2 separate regions of the Homo sapiens genome follow, and region 1 is linked to region 2. The links are chromatin loops, found by intact Hi-C in ENCODE. Cell type or tissue: heart left ventricle. All regions are shown on one strand. Each heading gives the region's core, and the rest is flanking DNA. Links, peaks and the distances in the headings are about the cores only.

Region 1 (10,443 bases), core at 1,425-9,424, 160 kb after region 2:
TGTTTGAAGTGCAGGGGGGATTTTCTTTGTAGCCAAAGAGAGACAGAGAATATAAATTGTGAGAGCTAAGGGAAAATGATTCAAGACAGCAATGGCTGGTGTTGCACCCCTGGAGAGAAAGTGCCCTTATTGTGTGTTGCTGAACTGATGGGCTGGGTGAAGACTCCTCCACTTAGTCTTCTCTCATTGGCCATTGACTCATCTTCAAAGTAAAACTGGGCTGGGCACGTTGGCTCACACCTGTAATCCCAGCACTTTGGGAGGCCGAGGCTGGCGGATCATAAAGTCAAGATATCAAGACCATCCTGGCCAACATGCTGAAACCCATCTCTACTAAAAATACAAAAATTAGCTGGGTGCGGTGGCGCATGCCTGTAGTACCAACTTCTGGGGAAACTAAGGCAGGAGAATCGCTTGAACTCGGGAGGCAGAGGTTGCAGTGAGCAGAGATTGTGCCACTGCACTCCAGCCTGGCAACAAAGCGAGACTCTGTCTCAAAAAAAAAAAAAAAAAAAAAAAGTAAAACTAGTACTTTGTTCAGAAAGAAAACTAGAAAGTAGTATCTTTTTTTTTCTTTTTGATAGCATAGAGGTCAGGAGTTATGACTAAATCATCTGCTTGGCATTTTCCATACTTTTTTGAAAATGTCCTCTGTCCATAACAAAGCTGGAATATAAGAACCTATGTTCTGTGTTCATGTCAACCAACATTATATCCGACAGGGCAGAATGTAATAAAATGGCAGCTGGAAGGGGCTCAGCATATGGTACCCGCTGTCAAAAAAGTCACAGGATCCTAGAACTTCCGACCTCTCAGAGCCTCTTTTTCCTTATCAATAAAATCAGTAGATTTCCACCTCAACCACTCTAATTAAAAACAATGTTTACAAGGCCGGGCGTGGTGGCTCTAGCCTGTAATCCCAGCACTTTGGGAGGCCGAGGCGGGTGGATCTTAAGGTCAGGAGGTCCAGGAGAAGATCAGCTGACCAACATGGTGAAACCCCATCTCTACTAAAGAAAAAAAAAATTAGCCAGACGTGGTGGCACATGCCTGTAATCCCAGCTACTCGGGAGGCTGAGGCAGGAGAATTACTTGAACCCGGGAGGCAGAGGTTGCAGTGAGCCAAGATCACACCACTGCACTCCAGCCTGGGCGACAGCGTGAGACTCCTTCTCAGAAAACAAACAAACAAACAAACAAACAGACAAAAAAACCATGTTTACAAAACAGTAGGTTAAATGCTAGAGCAGAGCAGTATCAAAAGCACAGGCCCTGAAGGTGAGTAGACTTGGTTTTAAATCTTGGCCATACTACTTACTGGTGGTTTAAGCTTGAGCAGTCATTTAGTCTCATGGAACCTCAGATTTTCCATATGGAAAACATGGATAACACTTGCCCTCTCTCCTCTTCTGGTGATGCATCAGAACAATGTAAATAGGATACTTTGCACAGTGTTTGACACATAATAAATGCTCGCTAAATGGTAGCTTATTTCATCATTATGGTATTATTAAACAATATTATCATTTGGTCCCTAGTAAATATGCATTTATGGGGTAGTGTTAAACAGAGAGACTTTATGAGAAGCAGCCTCATAAAGCTCATTTTTAAAAGCTTTTTAGAGATATTGAAGAGGGTATGCGCCATTATATTGCACATTTTTCCTTCAATTAGGACCTAGGAACAAAACTGATTTCCAGCTTCAAAACAGGCAAATAACTGTTTCTTCATGGGAAGCAGTATTTTAATCATGTAACTAATTGCATTTCCCTCTTTGTTTTCTGTGCTAGGAAGCTCATATTTAAAGTTGGACTATAAATTAATACTTATCTAAATACCCCTTAATTCAAGGGTTCGTAAGACCAAAGGGAACACCAAGTCCCAGAATTATTTATTTTGTATATTTAACATGAAAGATCATTCCCTCAAGTCTCAAACTCTTATTCCTTGACAACTACTTTTCTGAAAATTGTTTCCCTTTCTTCTCATCTCGCTTCTTGCACTCTGGATGCCTCATATTTTTAATGTTTTTTACCTGCATCATCACATTTAATTACCACACAAATGCTGTAAAACAGGATACTATTATCTTCACTCTACAGCAAAGACACCTGAGGCTTAGAACAATTAGAACTAACTGATATACTAGTCTTTCACCTTCTCATCTCACTATACCCTTTCCCTGAATGATATATTTATGTGATTTAAACAATACCACTGAACTACACCAATTTTGTACCTCTAGTATTGAACTCCCTTTTGAACACCAATTATTATTTCCAAACAACTACTAGATATCCTATAGACACTGTAAAATCAACATGTTGAGAACCAAACTTAATATCACTCATCTGAAAAACACTTTTTTCTATAGACTTGTTCTTGCCTACCATAATTAATTTATACAATAAAAATTTTGAGCACTCATGTTTCTGGCACCATGCTATGTGTTTTATGTGCATTATCTCATTTAATCCTCACAGTAATTCTATACAGTGAGTTTACTATTATTTCTAGGCAAGAAGTATGTCATTTGCCCAAGGCTACCATCAAGCACCTGTTGTAGCCACTCTGATTCCAGAGACAAGACCTTAAACCAATAGCGTTTCCCCAGGTCATGTGAGCTAGAAAATCTATCTTTATGTCCTCCTTCCTTCCCAGTCATAGCCAACTAGTCATCCAGACCCGGTAATTCATAAACCAGTGATTCTCAAACTTAGCTACACATTAGAATTACCTGTGGGGCCTTACAAGCTATTGATACTCTGCTCCATGCCCAAAATTTCTGATATAATTGGTTTGGGCTGTGTGCGAGGTCCCAGAGTTGTTTAAAGCTCCCTGGGTCATTCAATGGACATCCAAATTTGAGAATAACTGATTAATTCTCTAAGCATGGATATCTGAGTCATCATTCTCACTTCTTCCGACTTAGCACTTCTATTAGTCCGTTTTCACACTGCTATAAAGAACTGCTGAGACTGGGTCATTTATAAAGGAAAGAGGTTTAATTGACTCACAGTTCTGCATGGCTGAGAAGGCCTCAGGAAACTTACAGTCAGCGGAAGGCAAAGGGAAAGCAAGGCACCTTCCTCAAAAGGTGGCAGGAAGGAGAATGAATGCAGGAAGAACTATCAAACACTTATAAAACCATCAGATCTCATGATAACTCACTCATTATCATGAAAACAGCATGGGGGAAACTGCCCCCGTAATTCAATTACCTCCACCTGGTCTCTCCCTTGACATGTGGGGATTATGGGGACTACAATTAAAGATGAGATTTGAGTGGGGACACAAAGCCTAATCATATCAACTGTTTTCACCATTTTCTCCCAGATGTCACAAGGCCCCTAACCCAGCATCCTGTCTCCCTTTTTATCCCTTGCCATCCATCTTCCCTGATGGCTGTCAGAGTGACCTCAATGAAGCACAGATCTGACCAACCCACAACCTAGATTAAACGTGGCAATGGCTTCCTACCACCCTTAAGGCATCTTCATCTCCTTGTTTTTACCTGCTAAGCTCTTTTCCTTGAGTAGATCTCATACTCTTGCTACAGCCTCTGCCTGAAGACCACTTTCTGCATTTAGCAATGGTTTAATCCATTCTGTAGGCTTATGTTTAGATGCCATCTGTCTTTGAGATATTCTTTGTATAACTACATCCCTAAGGAAATCAATTGCTCCCTCCTCTGTGCTCTTAAAGCACAAAGCTGTTAAAATACTGATAATTTTACGCTAACTAGGCTGCGCTAGATTGTAAGCTCACTGTGAGCAGGCAATGTTTCATTCATTTTTCCGTCCTATGGGTACAGCACACAGTATAATAAATTGCTATAAGGAACTAATAATAACAGTTATTGAATAAACAAAGAAATATATTAATAAACACTTAATTGTTCTTTTCAAATGTAACTGTCTGATTTTTTTTCTCTCTTTAATTCAAGTAGGATAGTTTCATATCTAAAAGAGATTTCTAAAATGGTACCCCATGGTTGGCAACCAGAGAGATAAAGGTCTGGCTCCTGGCCTCTTATATAAATTGTTGCACTGATTTTGAGAAAGTGAGTTAGCCTTTTGACACAACAGTTTTCTAATCTGTAAAATGGACACAATAATTTTATGAACTTATTTCACAGAGTCATTAAGAGGGTTTAATGAGATAATAGCTCTAAGACACTTAGCATAGTATCTGGCACGCAGTAAGTACTCAAAAATTATTTTTATTTTCTTCTCCACAAAGCCCTCCTTGCTTATGCCAAGCCTCAGTGATGCCTCTCTTTTTCTTTCTTGTGTGGATTTATTTACTTAATCAATATTAATTGAAGGTCCCATACTCATGACATATGCTTCTCTAAAGTGCTGTGAGATATATGTCTCACAATTATTCGCTGTCAATTAATATTTATTATTTATGTATTATTAGATTAGTTACATATATATCAGTGGAGAGGACCAGTGTTGCCCGTAGGAGCTTACTTTCTAGTATGGGAAATGAGATAAAATATACAAAATAAATAAGATATATAGAATACATGATGGAGGTAAGTGCTATGGAGAAAAAGAAAACACGAGAGGGAAACAGAAAATAAACGTTGGGATAGGATTTTAATTTTAAGAAAAGGGGTCAGGTACGTCTTTGCTGAGAAAGTCTCATCTGAGTGAAGACCTGAAGGAGATGTGGAAATCAGCCGTGTAGGTTTCTGGGGGACAGAATTTCAGACAGAGGGGACAGCAGGCAGGCTAGTGTGGCCAGAGCAGAGTGGCAGGGATGGGGGTGGGGTATAAGTGGTGAGTTCAGGGAGGGAACAGGGAGTATGGTCCTGTCAGTTGTTTTAAGGTCTTTGGATTTTACTCTGAATAAAACGAGAGGCCTTTGGAGAGCTGTCAGTTCCGGAACCACAAGTCTAACAGGTTTATTAGGATCACACTGGTGACTGAGTTAAGACCAGGCTGTATGGGGCAAATACAAAGGAAGAGCCTCCAAGAAGTAATCTGGGTGAGAGAAGACTGAGAGTTGCAGCAGGCTGGTCACAGGGCAGATGATGAGAAATTGCTGGATCCAGGATGTATTTGGGAGGTAACACAAACCAGTTTGCCATCAGATTGGGTGTGGGGTGTAATCAAAAGAGGCTTTTTGTTCCGAGCAACGGGAAAGATGAAGTTGCCATGAACTGAAATTGGGGAGTCCATCAGAGGAGTAGGTTTAATGGAGAAAAATGGGGACTTCAATTTTGAAAATGATAAGTTTGAGACACCCAAGGAGAGATAGCAAGTATGCTGTTGTATATATCAAGCTGAAGTTTAAAGAAGTGGTACAGAATAGAGGAAATTTGAGCTATTGGTATGCAGGTGGGATATGAAGCATGAGACGGAATGAGGTCACCAAGAGAGTGAATGTATATAAAGCAAAGAGGGTGTCCAAGGGCTGAGTTCTGAGATACTTCAATAGCAGAAGATGATGCTGAGAAGCAGAAGCCAGCTAAAGAGACTGAGAAAGTGCTGGTGGTGAAGCACCAGGAAAATCAACAGATCATGTAAGATGTCTCAGATGCCAAGTGAAGAAAGCATTTTAAGGACAAGGAGGCAGTCAACTGTATTATATGTTGCTAATCAGCAAACCAAGATGAGAATTGATGTTTGACTTTTGTGTTTAGCAATGTGGGTGTCAATCATTATAATAATTAGGTTTATATATAATAACCTTGATAACAACAATTTTGGTGGAGAGTGAAGGTGAAACTGTGATTTAAGAGTGATGAAGAGAAAATGAGTAGAAAGCTTATTCATCAGCTATGGGTTTTATACAAGTTACAGAACCTCAAATCCTCCCTCCCTCTGTTCCTCCCTCCCTCTGTTCCTCCCTCCTTCCATTTCTCCCTCTCCCACTCCCTTCCCTTCCCTTCCCTTCCTTTACCTTCCCTTCCCTTCCATCCCCTTCCCTTCCATCCCCTTCCTTCTTTCCTCCTTTCCCCAATCTGTAAAGCAGAATGATAGTATCTTTTTTATGTATGTAAATCATGACAATATATGATATGTCATCAATAAAAGTAGCCTCTTCCTGCTCTTTTAGGATCCTATGTCTTGTGTTCTCAGTGGCTGTGATAGTATTTGCACGAGTAGGTGTCCATTAAATGTCCATGGATGGAGACGAATTAGGTCCTTAATTCTGCTTCTGACCCAGGTGTCTGGTTATTTGTTTGGTGCAAACAACAAAGAGTTCCTGTTAAAGGTGATAGCTGAATGTTGGAGGCCACTACCAGCTTTTCAGGAAAGAAGCCTTTTGGCTCAGAATTTCATGGAGCTTCTGACTGTAAATAAAAATTGCATTGACTTCTGCTTGGAAGTGGGGATGGGAGGTCTGAGAGTAAGTGCACTCTGTCCAGGGCAGCCTCCTGCGGAAATGATTTCCAGAGCAGAATGCCAAAGTGCTTTCGTAAATGACTCTGGCTCACCCCTTTCTCTATCTTCTGCCCTGTGTATACAACATTTATAAAAATAAACAGTTGCTGGAGGCATTTGGGAGGAAGCCAAGGTGAAGCACCCAGCAAAAGAAACAGATACACCAGACAACTCAGAACTCCCAAGAACAGTATAAGTTTTCAGAGGAGGAAACAGAGGGACTAGCGGATGTTTGGGAGGATGGTGATAGGAGAGGAATGTATGAGTTTTAGAGTTTCCATTCTTTCCACTCTTGGCTTCTCTTTTCATGCACCATAATGTTATAAGTGAATGAGAGTGAATGAACTTCTCCACTGGACTGCATGATCCTTGAGGGAAGGGACCCTCAAATGAGTACTCATTTTTGGATTTGGGTTATTGATCCAAATATGATACATTTATCAAATACCTACTTCATGACAGGAACTCTGCTCCTACAACCACATTCATCATGCATTAGATGCTCCATAGTTAAATGAACATTCCTTCACCCTTAAGAGTTAGTACTGCATTTGCTCTACTGGGCGCAGTGAACATGTCATATCCTCATAAAAGCCAGATCTAAACTCCCACCATAGGCAGAATAAGGCTTTTCCTCCTGTAAACTTCATGGCTTTTCAGATTTCCCTCACTGAAAGATCTGTAATAGAAGCTCACTGAGTGTGAGGCTTGGCTTTGCTTACCTGTACACCCCACTGCCTAGAACAGTGCCAGGCATATAGTAGTTGCTATGGTCTGAATGTTTGTGACTCCCCCAAACTGCAAAATTCATGTTAGAATCCAACATGATACAATAGCATTAGGAGGTGAGGCCTTTTGGGAAGTTATTAAGTCCTTAGGGCTCTGCCCTCATGAATGGGATTAGTGCCCTTATAAAAAAGGTTCAAGAAAGGTATCTTGCCCCTTCCACCATGTGAGGATACAGAAAGTGCCATCTAAGAGGAACAGGCCCTCATCAGACACTGAATCTGCTAGTGCCTTGACCTTGGACTTCCCAGCCTCCATAAATATAAGCAGCAAAATCTGTTGATTATTAATTATCCAGTTTAAGCTATTAATATTTTGTCATAGCAGCCTGAAAAGATGAAGTCTGTAGGTATCCCATTAATATGAACAAATGATTAGTACCCAATTCCTCATTATTTTAAAGTCAAATATTTTGAGTCTGTCTCTATTAACTAGGCTGTGAACACTTTGATGGGAGAGGTGGTGCTATTTTCTTCCTAATTTTTCCATTTCATGGCATACAGAAGTGACTTAGTAAATGGTAATGGGATAAATGTATAACCAAACCTTCATTGTTTTTTATGAGTTTCTTTTAAATTATTCTTTGCTCTATAAAATCTAACATGTAATTTTATTACATAAAATGTGTATTACAAAAGAGATACAGTTAAAGGCTCTTGCTGAGATAAGGGTACTACAGGGAGTGGTGGAAGGATGTGGTATGTGTGGTATGACCCAGACTGATGCCACCAACGAGAACGTCAGAGGACGGGACATGAAAGCTAAAGAATGAATTTCAGTACATTGTGTAGTCAAGTGATAAGTAGTCCTGAATTTGGCAAGGGGTGAAGAAAGAGGTGAGAATAGGGAGATGTTTATTTGGACAAAGAAAACAGCATTTTTTATAGCATTTAAGTGATAAAGTGAAAGGAAAATAATAGAAGTTCAGGAAAATGATAGTAGTTCAAAATGGCCAAAAGGTAGATTGCAGGTGGGCAGGGGCATCCAGTGGAGAGAAGGCACAGAAGTGAGGAAGTCAGGGACCATGTCAAACAAAGCCCTGTTATTCATGAGCAGGTTAGCCTTTGCCCGCTTTCTTTCCTCAATGCTGAATCACCTATTTTCTGCCCTGATCTTCATAAACACACAGGGGCATTAGTTAGATAGGTAATCTACTAGAAAGACTAATGAGCTGATATCAAGAGAAACTAAGTCAGTTGAAAATATCTGGAAATATCCGGTTGGTAGAACTGGACCTAAATTCAAAATCTCCACACTTTGTTGTTGTTGTTGTTTTTTTTTTTTTTTTTTTTTTTTTAAGACGGAATTTTACTCTTGTTGCCCAGGCTGGAGTGCAATGGCGTGGTCTTGGCTCACTGGAACCTCCATCTCCCGGGTTCAAGCGATTCTCCTGCCTCAGCTTCCCAAGTAGCTGGGAATACAGGTGCTTGCCACCAGGCTTGGCTAATTTTTTGTGTTTAGTAGAGACGGGGTTTCACCATTGTGGTCAGGCTGGTCTTGAACTCCTGACCTCAGGTGGTCCACCCACCTCGGCCTCCTAAAGTGCTGGGATTACAGGCATGAGCCACCATGCCTGGCCAATCTCCACACTCTTAAATCCAAATGGCAGCAGTAGGAATGGAAACTAGATAACATCTTTTATGCCAATTCTAATTAACTGGTAGTGGATGTCTGTAGTCTGTTTTCAGTCTGTGATCCAACTGTGCTCTAAAGAAATGAGAACTCAGATTGATTCACCGTGATGCCTCGGGAGGGCGAGGGGGAAGAGCAGGTAGCCCCACCTGTCATGCATCCCGCATGCCCTGCAACAGCATTGTGCAATTCTTAGTTACACCACGCAGACCTCTATTTCTCGGTGAATTCTTTCTAAATGATTATGGTTCTTCATTTATCCCCTTTTTTTGTTGGAACACTTCTTCACTATGACGCATACCAGAGATTTTCCTAGAAATCCAGAAAACTGCTAGTGTGGGCCAGTCAGGCTAGTGATTACGAAATTCTCCAAATTCAAAAATGGTTCATTTGAATCAGCCAAACCAAAGAAAACTCTTACCACCAATTCCCTGCCACAGATTTTTCAAGCTAAAGTGAATTAGGGTTATCCAATTACACATATATTAACAGTGATTACTACCTTAAGATGACTGCATTTCATTGCCATAGGAAGCATTTTAGTTATTCAAGACTTAGATATTGAAAAATGTATGCAAGCTAAGGTGTCAACCCTCCCATAGTATGATGTTGGTGATATTGGTATTTTCTGTAGGTACTCACCATATATTTTCCTGCCATCATGATAGCACATTTCACTTAGCAGCTATTTTGTAAATATTTATTAAATGCATAAAGGAATGAATTAATTGATGCAACAAATAGGTCAAATAGGTAAATGAGTGAAGGCAGAAATTAATTATTCTTACCTAACGCTAATGAAACTTTTTGAGGAGAAGAACCATGTATTTTTACCTTTGTGCTGCCTTGGAGGCTAGCATGTTATCTAATATGTAATGGTTTTTTATAAAACAGATATAGATTTATTGGAATATTATCACTCCTAGTAGATTAAATGTCTTTAAATACTTTGGACTATAGTCTATGGTTATGGACTACATTCCACATGCTTTTTCAAATTCTTCACAGATTCATTTATTAAATAGGGAATCCTTTTCCCCATTGTTTGTTTTTCTCAGGTTTGTCAAAGATCAGATAGCTGTAGATATGCGGCATTATTTCTGAGGGCTCTGTTCTATTCCATTGATCTATATCTCTGTTTTGGTACCAGTACCATGCTGTTTTGGTTACTGTAGCCTTGTAGTATAGTTTGAAGTCAGGTAGCATGAGGCCTCCAGCTTTGTTCTTTTGGCTTAGGATTGACTTGGCGATGCAGGCTCTTTTTTGGTTCCATGTGAACTTTAAAGTAGTTTTTTCCAACTCTGTGAAGAAAGTCATTGGTAGCTTGATGGGGATGACATTGAATCTATAAATTACCTTGGGCAGTATGGCCATTTTCACGATATTGATTCTTCCTACCCATGAGCATGGAATGTTCTTCCATTTGTTTGTATCCTCTTTTATTTCATTGAGCAGTGGTTTGTAGTTCTCCTTGAAGAGGTCCTTCACGTCCCTTGTAAGTTGGATTCCTAAGTATTTTATCCCCTTTGAAGCAATTGTGAATGGGAGTTCACTCATGATTTGGCTCTCTGTTTGTCTGTTATTGGTGTATAAGAATGCTTGTGATTTTTGCACATTGACTTTG
Region 2 (10,443 bases), core at 1,251-9,250:
AGGCAAGAGCTTGTTAGGGAAACTGCCTTTTTATAAAACCATTAGATCTCATGAGACTTATTCACTATCACAAGAGCAGCATGGGAAAAACCCAATCCTATGATTCACTTGCCTCCCACTGGCTCCCTCCCACAACACTTGGGGATTATTACAATTCAGGGTGAGATTTGGTTGGGAACACAAAGCCAAGCCATATCACCTTCTGTTTCTTTATAGATTTGTTACCTAAGTATCCATCTCTAGACACCATGATTTAGGCTTGCTCATTATTTTTTTTAATGTTGAGTCTATTAATCTATAGGTTCACCCTCTAACCCTCACTTTTCCTTACTCTTCATCTGCAAGAGTACTGAGGGCATCTGGGAAGTCTCCCACAGTCTGGATTGTGTTTGTTGCACATTTATAGCACAGGACAACATGTTCCCCTGTCCTATTTCTTGCAAAGTGGCAGCTGGATCCAAGACCTGATGAGACTCAGTTCAATCCCTTTGGTAACATTGGAAGTGGTGATGAGTTCTTCCATCAACAACTGCATTATGACTGCTGGTTTTTCTTGTGATGTTCAGAGCTGTTGATGATTAGTAATTGGATCTATCAATTCACTGGGGAGAGGGAGTTCAAAATAGTCTAATTTTATTTTATTTTTTGCATTTATCTACTGGGATATTTTTATAAAAATCACATTCCATTACCTACTATTTAGTTAACCAGTGGTACAGTTGCTATAGGAAGGGCAGGATAAATGCTTGAGTCTTTCCCTTTATTCACCAATTTTCAAGGTAATGAATTGGTTTTAATCTCATCTTATATGAAGTTGAGTTCCATTTACATTAATTTAAATGTACTTGATGGATTTAATCAGATTTTAATTTTTTTCATTTTTAATTTTTTTTGACACAGGGTTTTGCTTTGTTGCTTAGGCTGGAGTGCAGTGGTGCAATCATGGCTCACTGTAGCCTTAACTTCCCCAGCTCAAGCAATCCTCCCACTTCAGCCTCCAGAGTAACTGAGACTACAGGTGTGTGTCAACACACCTGGATAATTAAATTTTTATTTTTATTTTTATTTTTGTAGAGATGGTGTCTCATTATGTTCCCCAGGCTGGTCTTGAACATTTGGGCTTAAGAAATTCCCCCACCTCAGCCATCCTAAGTTCTGGGATTTATAGGCATGAGCCAGGCCCAGATTTTTAAATCTTTGAGAAAATAAAGGTCCTTGACAAAATATAGAAATTTTCAGGGAGAATTTCAACACCACTCTCATATAGAGCTATGGGACAAAGTAATCATTTAAAAGCCACACATCTATTTATTGGGAACTTAATGTGCACATGAAACACTTTTTTCTTTAGAAAAATATTCCCTCTTCCCAAAGGAGGTCACCTTCACACTATTAATGAAAAAACACTTAAGGTAAGAAGAAACAGAATGGGACAGTGCTTTATAGGAAAATTAGTAAGAGTGTACCCTTTTTCTTCTCCATATCTTTCTTTTTCTCCTCTTTCTTGTCTTTTTTCCTTTTGAGTATGGAGTGCTGAAAATGTACTTGAATTTTCAAGTACAGACTCCAAATTAAAAGACAGAGCAAGAATCTCTTCAAAGTCTTCTATGCAACATTGGATTAATGAAGCTCTCCAGTTTTGTGGTTCAAATCAGGGAAGGCAATGAGGAAGTTGATGGTATGGTTGGCTTGTCAAACAGGCTCTGATATGTCATGCAGGCACAGTGTAGAATCCAAGTCTCCATGAAACCAAGGATGGATAATGTGGTTCATATAGAAAGGTTAAATATGGATGTTTCTTTTTTCTTTGACAATCCTTTCAGTATTTATACTTTTGGTTTACTCAGTGAAAAAAGCTGAATATAGCAGTGTTCTGGGAATTGTAAGGGAGTTAAAAGTGAAAGAGATTGTACTCTGCATCGTACACTCTACCACTTATTTTATGGCTGGATAATTTTTGGGAAATTCCTTAAACACTTTGAGCCCAATGTTTCTTAATTGTTAAATAGAAAAGAAGCATGTCAGTCTACTTTGCAAGGTCATTGCGGGCATTCAACAAAGTAATTTCTGTGAAGTGCATGGCGCAACACTGAGCACAGACCAAGCACTCCAAATATATTGGTTTCCTTTTTTTTTTTTTTTTTTTTTTTTTTGCCTCCTGGCTTTCAACCAATCTTAGAAACGTATTTTTTTTTCTATGTGAAAAACTAATGGAATTGGAAAAACTCAGGTAAATGAGTACTTATAGCAATTTTCTGGTAATGAGTTATTATACAAAAAACAAACAATTAATTTTTTTTTTTTAAAAAAGAAACAGAAAGGGAAGATGGGAGGATTTTTGTAGAGGGATATAAAGGCAAGAAAAACAGAAAGGAGGGAACAGAGACACAGATACAAAGATGAAATGCTGCAAGCCATACATAGGGATCAGTTTACAACTGGGTGAGCTGTAGTTGAAGGTGGACATAAAGATGTAGGGGTAATTGAAACTGGAAAGCTAGACTTGTGGATGGGTGGAGGCACTGATGTGACCCTGAGAAAGGATGACTAAGCTCTCAGTGGGTAATGACACGTCTGTATCTAAACATAAAACATTAAAAAAATCAAAATAGGTGTTTGGTGACTCAAACCTAGGGAGAGATTCCTCAAACACTGGTGAGAACAAAAACACCAAGGAAGGAAGAATATTTTGGGGAAGATTAATTATGTTTGAATAAAGTTGTTTATTTTCATTGCTATAAAACAGCCTCACGATTCAGCTTTCTTCTGGCAAATGACATCTCCACCAGGAAACACCCATGGATTTCTGTGCCTCACGCTGAGTTCCATCTGTTGCTGTGTTGCTCAATGGCAAAAGGCACCCATATTTTCCCTTGCAGAAGATATATTTATTTCTTGATATGCACAAAGTCAGAAGCATATTTCTTTTGGCTTATTTGATTTCATAAAGGGGCAACCACAGTAAATTCTAAATATTTAAAATCTGATTAATTCATTCAAAAACTGCTATGCAACAATGTTGTCATTGAGAAGTGATGCAGATGGAAAAGAGTCTTATCTTCCTCCTGATAACTGAGAAACCAATTACAAGGGGATAATCATTTGTCTCCAGAGGAAGGCAATGTGAGGTAGTGAAAGGGGAACTGGGCTAGGAGTCAACACTTTTGTAGTCTTCTATGAGCTCAGTGGCAGCCTGCTTGTGTAATCGTGGCAGTCTCATGACTGCCTGTGTATTCAAAAGGGCACAGGTTTTAGAGACACATTGGCTCAAGTTAAATTTCTATTTTTATCACTTACTAGGTATACAGCCTTGGGCTGTGCTCTGAGTACCAGTGTACTCACATGAAGTATTTTAATAGTCATTAGCTACCTGTATTGCCAGATATGAGACACTAAATTAAGCACTTATTTGTTGATCAGGCCCACAGATAATATTCATACAAAGTAAATTTTCCTCTCCCTATAATTTAACTGAGTCTCTTTAATTGCAGATGAAGGCAATAAATTCATGCCAGTTCTAGGAAGTTGCATGATTCAAATAAATATATATATTTGTGTATAGAGATGAGAAGCTTTATAAATTGTAATAGTATTGCTATTTGAAACTGTTCTTATTTTGGCACAAGATGCCAAAAATAAAGAAATTATGAGAGGAAAAATAAGGGTGCAAACAATGATAAAGTATTATGTGGCAGATACCATGCTAGGTGCATTTATTTATTAGTTGTGTAAGCCAGGGGGCAAGAAATACTAGTTGCTGTAGTAAACAATCCCCAAAAAAACATTTATGTACAGTGATCACAGTCCAATATGGCTGGAGCAGCTTTTCTCTATCTGAGTGACATCTTTCATCTCAGACCTCTTCCAGGACCTTAGAGTCCTTCCCTGGATTTTTTTTAAACATCTAACTGATAACTAGGGAAGGATTAGTGGGTAGAAAGTTCTGAGGTCCAGGGGAAGAAATGGCCTATGTCACAACTGCCCCATTCTTTTGGCTAGATTTAGGTACCAATGCCCTTACTTAGATATAAAGAGCCTGGGCAATAAAAACTACTTATGTGCCCAGAAGGAAAATAAAAAAATTTGCAAAGCACAGTTTTACCTCTCTTGTGTTATCTCATTTAATCTTCATAAAATTATTACGAGACAGCTTATAATAAATACTTTACAAATAAGATAACTGGAGTTTATGGCTGTTAAATAACTTGCCCAAATTCACATGATTAGCAATAGGCAAGCTGGCATCCCTTAAATTACCTTTAATTGCTCAGGCTTTGAATTGGCAGCACAGACAGATCAACTTGGAGGGAGGTATATCTGCATACTCAGATTGGGTTGACAGAGTGAGAATGACCCTCAAAATATTAAAATAGTTATGGTTTGGAGAATATGCTTTCAATGCCTAATAACCAACAGCCCCAAATAAATATTATAAGGAATTATCTTCTCTAGAAAGAAATTTGCAGCAAAATTACAGTTTGTGAGAAATATTAAGACCCTTCAGGCATTTAAGGACTTACTTAGAGACACAGAATACAAACAAAATATGGAAAAAGTCCTTGTCCTACAAAGGTTCTGGCTTAGTGGAGAAAACAGGACAAATGCTTGTGTAACATTTAATGAAAATGATGTTATTAGGATAAGAAGGCATACTTGTAGAGTGCTATACAGACTGATTTATTAAGAAATTGGACTCTGTGGTTAGAATATCAGGGTTTGAATTTTTTCTCTACCGCTTCCTATATGTGTGTCTTTGGGTGAACTGTTTCTGTTCCCTGAGTCCCAGTTTTCTCATTTGCAAATGGAGAATTTGTAAATAGGAAAAGAAGTTTATATATGTATATAAGCCAAACCATAAACATATATATATATATGGTTTGGCTTAAAGCAGATGTTGGGAAATGCTTTCTTTCTCCTTTCTTTTTCCTTTCATGTAATAATACTAACAGAAATAATTTTTTTAAACTACCATTTATTGGCCAGGCACAGTGGCTCACGCCTGCAATCCCACACTTTGGGAGGCCAAGGTGGGCTGATCACAAGGTCAGGAGACAGAGACCATCCTGGCCAACACAGTGAAACCCCATCTCTATTAAAAATACAAAAAAAAAAATAGCCAGGCGTGGTGGCGGGCACCTGTAGTCCCAGCTACTCAGGAGGCTGAGGCAGGAGAATGGCGTGAACCTGGGAGGTGGAGCTTGAAGTGAGCTGAGATCATGCCACTGCACTCCAGCTTGGGTGACAGAGTGAGACTCTGTCTCAAAACAAAACAAAACAAAACAAAAAAACCTACCATTCATTACAAGTCTACTCTGTTCCTACTTGATATACTAGGTAGTTATATGCATGATTCTATTTAATTCTCAGGAGTCTCTTATTTAAGAGACAAAGTCATGTGCCTAACATCATGTCAAAGTGGTAGAGATGTAGTTGGAACCCTGGTCCTCTGGCCTCAAATCCACAAATACCACCTAGCTTTGTACTTTAGCAGCATGGGCCATCTTTTCCAATCATTAGTTGTGTTTTGATTCTCTTTAGCCTGTGTATTTAGGCACTGAGACTATTTTCTTGAATACTTCTGGTGTTTGAGGATGCATGCCTCCTTTAAACCTTACAGTATTTATCAAGCAACTTCTTGCTTATAAATTTTTTTCTGTTGAACCAAAATTTCTCCTCATATAACTTTCATTCATCAGTCATAGTTCTGCAGTCTGGGGTTTACACAGAGGAAGTCAGCTTCTGCCTTGAGGCTACCACTTGAACATTTGAATACATTTGTGATGAGCCTTAGGACTTTTCTTCTATGGAAAAATAATCCTGAGGCTTTCAACTTCTCTACGACATCTAGGCCCTTCACCTACCAGTATAGTGACTTCTGGACAGCTTATACTTTGTCATTATCTTTCTAAAAGTACTGTGCCCAGAAGCAGAGGTGGTTTCCAGTTAGAGGCCAGAACACTGTGCAGCAGACACTGTCCTGGACTCAGCAATCTCATTCATAAGAGCCTGAGATCCCATTAGCTTTCTTGGCAGCCTTATCCCATCATTGGCTCATGCTTTCCTTCCAGTCATTGTATATGCCTCAGGTGGTGAACTACAGAATGTCAGGGCTAAGAGAAACCTCAAAGATCATTTTTTGACAAAGAATGAATTGAAGCATAGCCATCCAGTTCAGTGGCTAGAAGAACGATTCATGCATCCCTCTTCCCATCTATCCACCCACCCAACAACTGTGTTTTAAGTTCCCTTTGTGTGTCAGTCTCTGTGCTGACTGCTGAGTGTACAGTGGCATACAGAATGGAAATGTTCCCTGCCCTCTTGGAGCCAACAGTCCAGAGAAGAAAACAGACTCTAATCAAGTAATGTCAAATGGAACATATTACACACCCGGTGATGAAGACTGTAGAAGATCAGAGGGCTGTGAGAAAATATAATGAGGGACCTGATATAGCCCAGAGAGAAGCCCTGCGGATCCTCAATTCAAAGGTCTCTTCTTACTGCACAGCTCTCCTTTGTCATTTAATTCACCGTAGGTAGTAAAATAAAGATAGCTACAAATTCTTTGACATTCTTTCATCTGAGATGCATGTCCATTTTCCTCCCCTAGAAACAAGTGATGCTGTGCCCATTCCAAGTCCAGCCTTGAAGAACTCTGATAGATTTCACCTTGAGTCTGCAACTGCCAAGTAGAAAATATGATTATCCTGCAGGAGAGACCACACAGAAGCACCTTGAGACTTAATGGAAAGAGAAAGAAGGGATCTGAATGAACCCAATCTTTCAGACTTCCCCACCAAGGTGTCCTCCAGACCAGCCCAGCCATCAGCTGAATACCACTGAGTGACCCCAGGTGGGGCTAGATGGAGTTGAGGAGTTGCCTAGCCAAACTGCTCAAATTTCTGACCTACAAAATTATGAGCTGTAGTAGAAGTGCTGTTTTTTAAGACTTGAGGGTAGTTTCACATGCGGCAATATATAATCAGAACATTGTATTTCCCCCTTTCTCCCTTCCATTTAGAAAGGTTTTTTTTTCTTTTTCTTTTTTTTCTTTTAAATTTCAGCACCCAAAAGCTCACATGATTTGATTCACTAAATATGCATTTTATACCATGCTAGAGGCAGTGGGGGAATAGATATTATTTGGCTATATATATATATATATATACACACATATATAACATTATTAAGAATACAAGTTTTGGAGACAGATCTTGATTTGGATCCCAGCTCTGCCAGTTATCAACTGAATCATCTTGAGAAAGTTTCTTGACTTCTGAGCCTCCTTTTCACCATTTTTAATGCAGAGATAAAAATGTGTGACTTTGTAAGTTTGTTGTAGGTTATGAAAGATAAAATATATGTGAAAACCTTATTGCAGCTTTCTGGCATATAGTGAGTGTCCGATACTATGGCTATTTTAAAAAGCATTATTTTAAACATGTAATCTTTGTCCTTAAGAATTTTACTGAATCGCGGGAGAGATAGAAAGCATCAGTGCCGTAATGAACTCCATGATGGAGGAAAGTGTAGGATACCATGGGGACATAGAGGAAGGATATTCATTCCAGTCTTGAGGAAAGTGAAGAGGGAAGACTGTCCAGAAGAAATGACATTGAGAATTAGACCTGAAGAACTAGCAACAGTTAACCATGTTAACGCGAAGGGCTAACTTCATTTTATGAATGCAGGAAATCCGTTCTTGTACTGTCTGACCTATTTATTTTTAAAAAGTGAAGAGGTAGACCATGAAGGTAACTATGTGCCAAATGCCAAGGGGAGAAAGGAAGTTGGCCAGTTCAGTAAATGGTAGGTGGCTTTTCATCACTGGAGCATGGTATCCGATTTTCCCATGTCTGGTTAAACTTGACCCATTGAATCTTCTGGGACCCTGACTCTAGTCTAGGGTATTAACTATGCTTGCTATACAATCTTCATTTCAGAACAGGTAAGTGATATTAATTATCCTTCTCTAAATAATTGCTGGAAATTTTGAGCAGAACTAGACTTGGCCCCTATACTCAGAGCTCCACTGTTAGAATTTTCCCCCTGCCTGGACACACACACAAAACCTTCATATAGAATGAGGTCAACAAGAATATTAAAAATCACGTGTGGAAATAACCCACTATAAAGGACAGCAAACAGAATAGGTAACAACCCCAAGTATATGAGATAACAAAACCGTTTAAATTAAATACATATACATTTATAATGTACACATTAGTATATGCTACATTATATAATACTTATTATATTTATATACATTATATAAACATATATGCTCATATGTAAGATTTATACGTTCCAAGAAATAGAGATAGAAATAATTATGAAAAACTACTATAAAAGCAAAATAAATTTTCTAAAAAGAACAGAAAGTCTGAAAATTAACTTTATAATCTGAAATATATGAAGTCAGTAGACAGTTTTAAACACAACTTAAGAAAGGACTGGTAAAACATAAAGTAAAATAGAATACATTTTAGAAAATTGCTCAGAGTAGCACAGCAACCTAAAGATTTTCAAAACAAAGTTGTAAGATAAGGAGCCTGCATGATTTGATCCTTCCAAGGGCATAGCTTCTTGACCCAACAAATATGTCCTGCTTTTTGCCATTCTTCTCATCTCAAACTGTATTTACTCTCCTCCTAATTCATTCCATCCTTCCTGCCAAAATGTGGCAGGCTCAACAGCACTGAGGCGGTGATTCCAGTGCTAGGAAAGACAGGGGAGATTCCAGGAACTACTTGAGCAACTGGAGTTATAATGCATGTCCTAAGAAAGCATGCCAACACGTTTCTGGAATATTCTGAACTGCATAGAGCTATAAATCTTCAACTTCACAATGTTCCCTATTCTGTTCTTATACTTTTAAAAAAAGCAGGGTTTTCTTTTTTTGGTTTGATTTTTAACATAGTTAGTAGTTATCTAAATTGAATATGATCTCAGTAAAGAGTTCTTTCTCTTCCAACCTTCCACAATCCACAGACAACCTCCACCAGTGAATTAAATATTTGGTCATCCTTCAGTTAGTTATTTCTGGAGTCATTATAATATAAGTCATTTTTACAGGAATTTATGGGCACTTAAACCTAGGTAGTGTCTGTAACTGTGTTTTATGGGCAACATAAATGATTCTGGGCCTTTCTCCCCTTTTCTTGTCTGTTTGCATCACAAATAATCATATATCATAATCAGAGATGTCTAGCTCATACTAAATTTTCTTTGCCTGATGCTGTAGGTAGGATATAGACGTGCAGATGGGTGATGGCCTGGTAGAAGGGTGGATGACAAGAAGAGGGATTTTGTTATCTCTTGTGGGGGCAAGTACTATTGAGTTGCATAAAAGTCTGCATTAACTGGCTTTTTATGGACACTGCTAATGGTTTTATTACAACTGCAAATGTCCCAAGGTAGAAACCATCTCAAAGAGATCAAAACAAGTTGTTAGCTATGGTGCTTGGTGGGGCGGGGGAGGGCACTGTTATGCCCTGAATTTGATCCCTCACCCCCAAATTTATGTATTGAAGTCCTACACTCTCCCCATCCCAGTACTTCAGAATGGGGCCATATATTTGGAGATATGGCCTTTAATGAGGTCACTAAAGTAAATTGTTGGAGGTTTCTAATTCTACGTGACTGGTGTTTTTATAAGAAGAGGAGATGAGGGCACAGATAGCATGAAAACCGAGGAATGACCATGTGAAGACACAGAGAGAAGGGGAACAAGTTCCCACACGCTGTGATCTTGGATTTTTAGCCTCCTGATTTGTGAGAAAATAAATTTCCAGTGTTCAAGCCACCTAGTCAGTGGTGTTTTGTTATGCTGCCTAACAAAAAAAGGCAGAGGCCAGCAACAAACCTCAGGCGGGCTGGGATGGGGCCGTAGGGCAAGTGAGGCACTCCCTCTCATGACCACAAGGACAGCCTCAGGGCCTTGCAACCCGGGACTGAAGGCCTTCTGAGGTGCCTCAGCCTGGTCCCAGCTCCACCCCAGACAACTGTCAAGAGACCACCTGGCACCAAACAACCACTCAAACTTCACAATGGGGGCATTCGAACTGAGATTATAACTCTCTGGAAGTTCCCTGGAGTTTTTCAAAAAAGGATCTGTGTTTAGCCTGACAATGGCTGTGTTTTCCTATTCATTCATTCATTCATTCATTCATTCAGAAAATTCTAGTGAGTGTCTAGCACATCCAGGGAACTGTGTTAGGTTCTAAAAGGGAGTAGCAATCAAAAGACATTATTAAGCACCCACTATGTGCCAGTTCTATACTAGGCCCTTAAAAAGCAGGTGCTTCTGTAAGTATTTTAAAGTAACTTCTTCAGATAAGGTGCTGAGCTCATGTCTGTGGAAGGGAGGCAGAGTTGAACAGCACACGGGTGTGCCCACCATTGGCTCACAATCTTTCTGTGGAAACAGGTAAGTCAAAAATAACT

The links. Peaks named below come from ENCODE experiments on the same cell type or tissue, not always from the same donor. Only the 100,000 strongest peaks of a DNase experiment are listed, where the experiment ranks them.
Region 1: a loop joins it to region 2, with 2.4 times the contacts of the local background. A loop is called at or near these places in 2 of 110 quality-filtered maps.

Annotation. Positions count from the first base shown.
Region 1 is chr9:115,920,116-115,930,558 of GRCh38, reverse strand. It overlaps LINC00474 (long intergenic non-protein coding RNA 474), which reads left to right and starts at 5,352. Exons shown (of 3, transcript NR_024032.2): 1 at 5,352-5,536. In heart left ventricle, for the core only: no CTCF peak of the experiment used is centred there; no DNase peak of the experiment used is centred there; H3K27ac peaks cover 760 bases.
Region 2 is chr9:116,080,215-116,090,657 of GRCh38, reverse strand. No RefSeq gene overlaps it. Among named protein-coding and RNA genes, the nearest start is that of PAPPA, 68 kb to the left of the region's middle. In heart left ventricle, for the core only: no CTCF peak of the experiment used is centred there; no DNase peak of the experiment used is centred there; H3K27ac peaks cover 1,163 bases.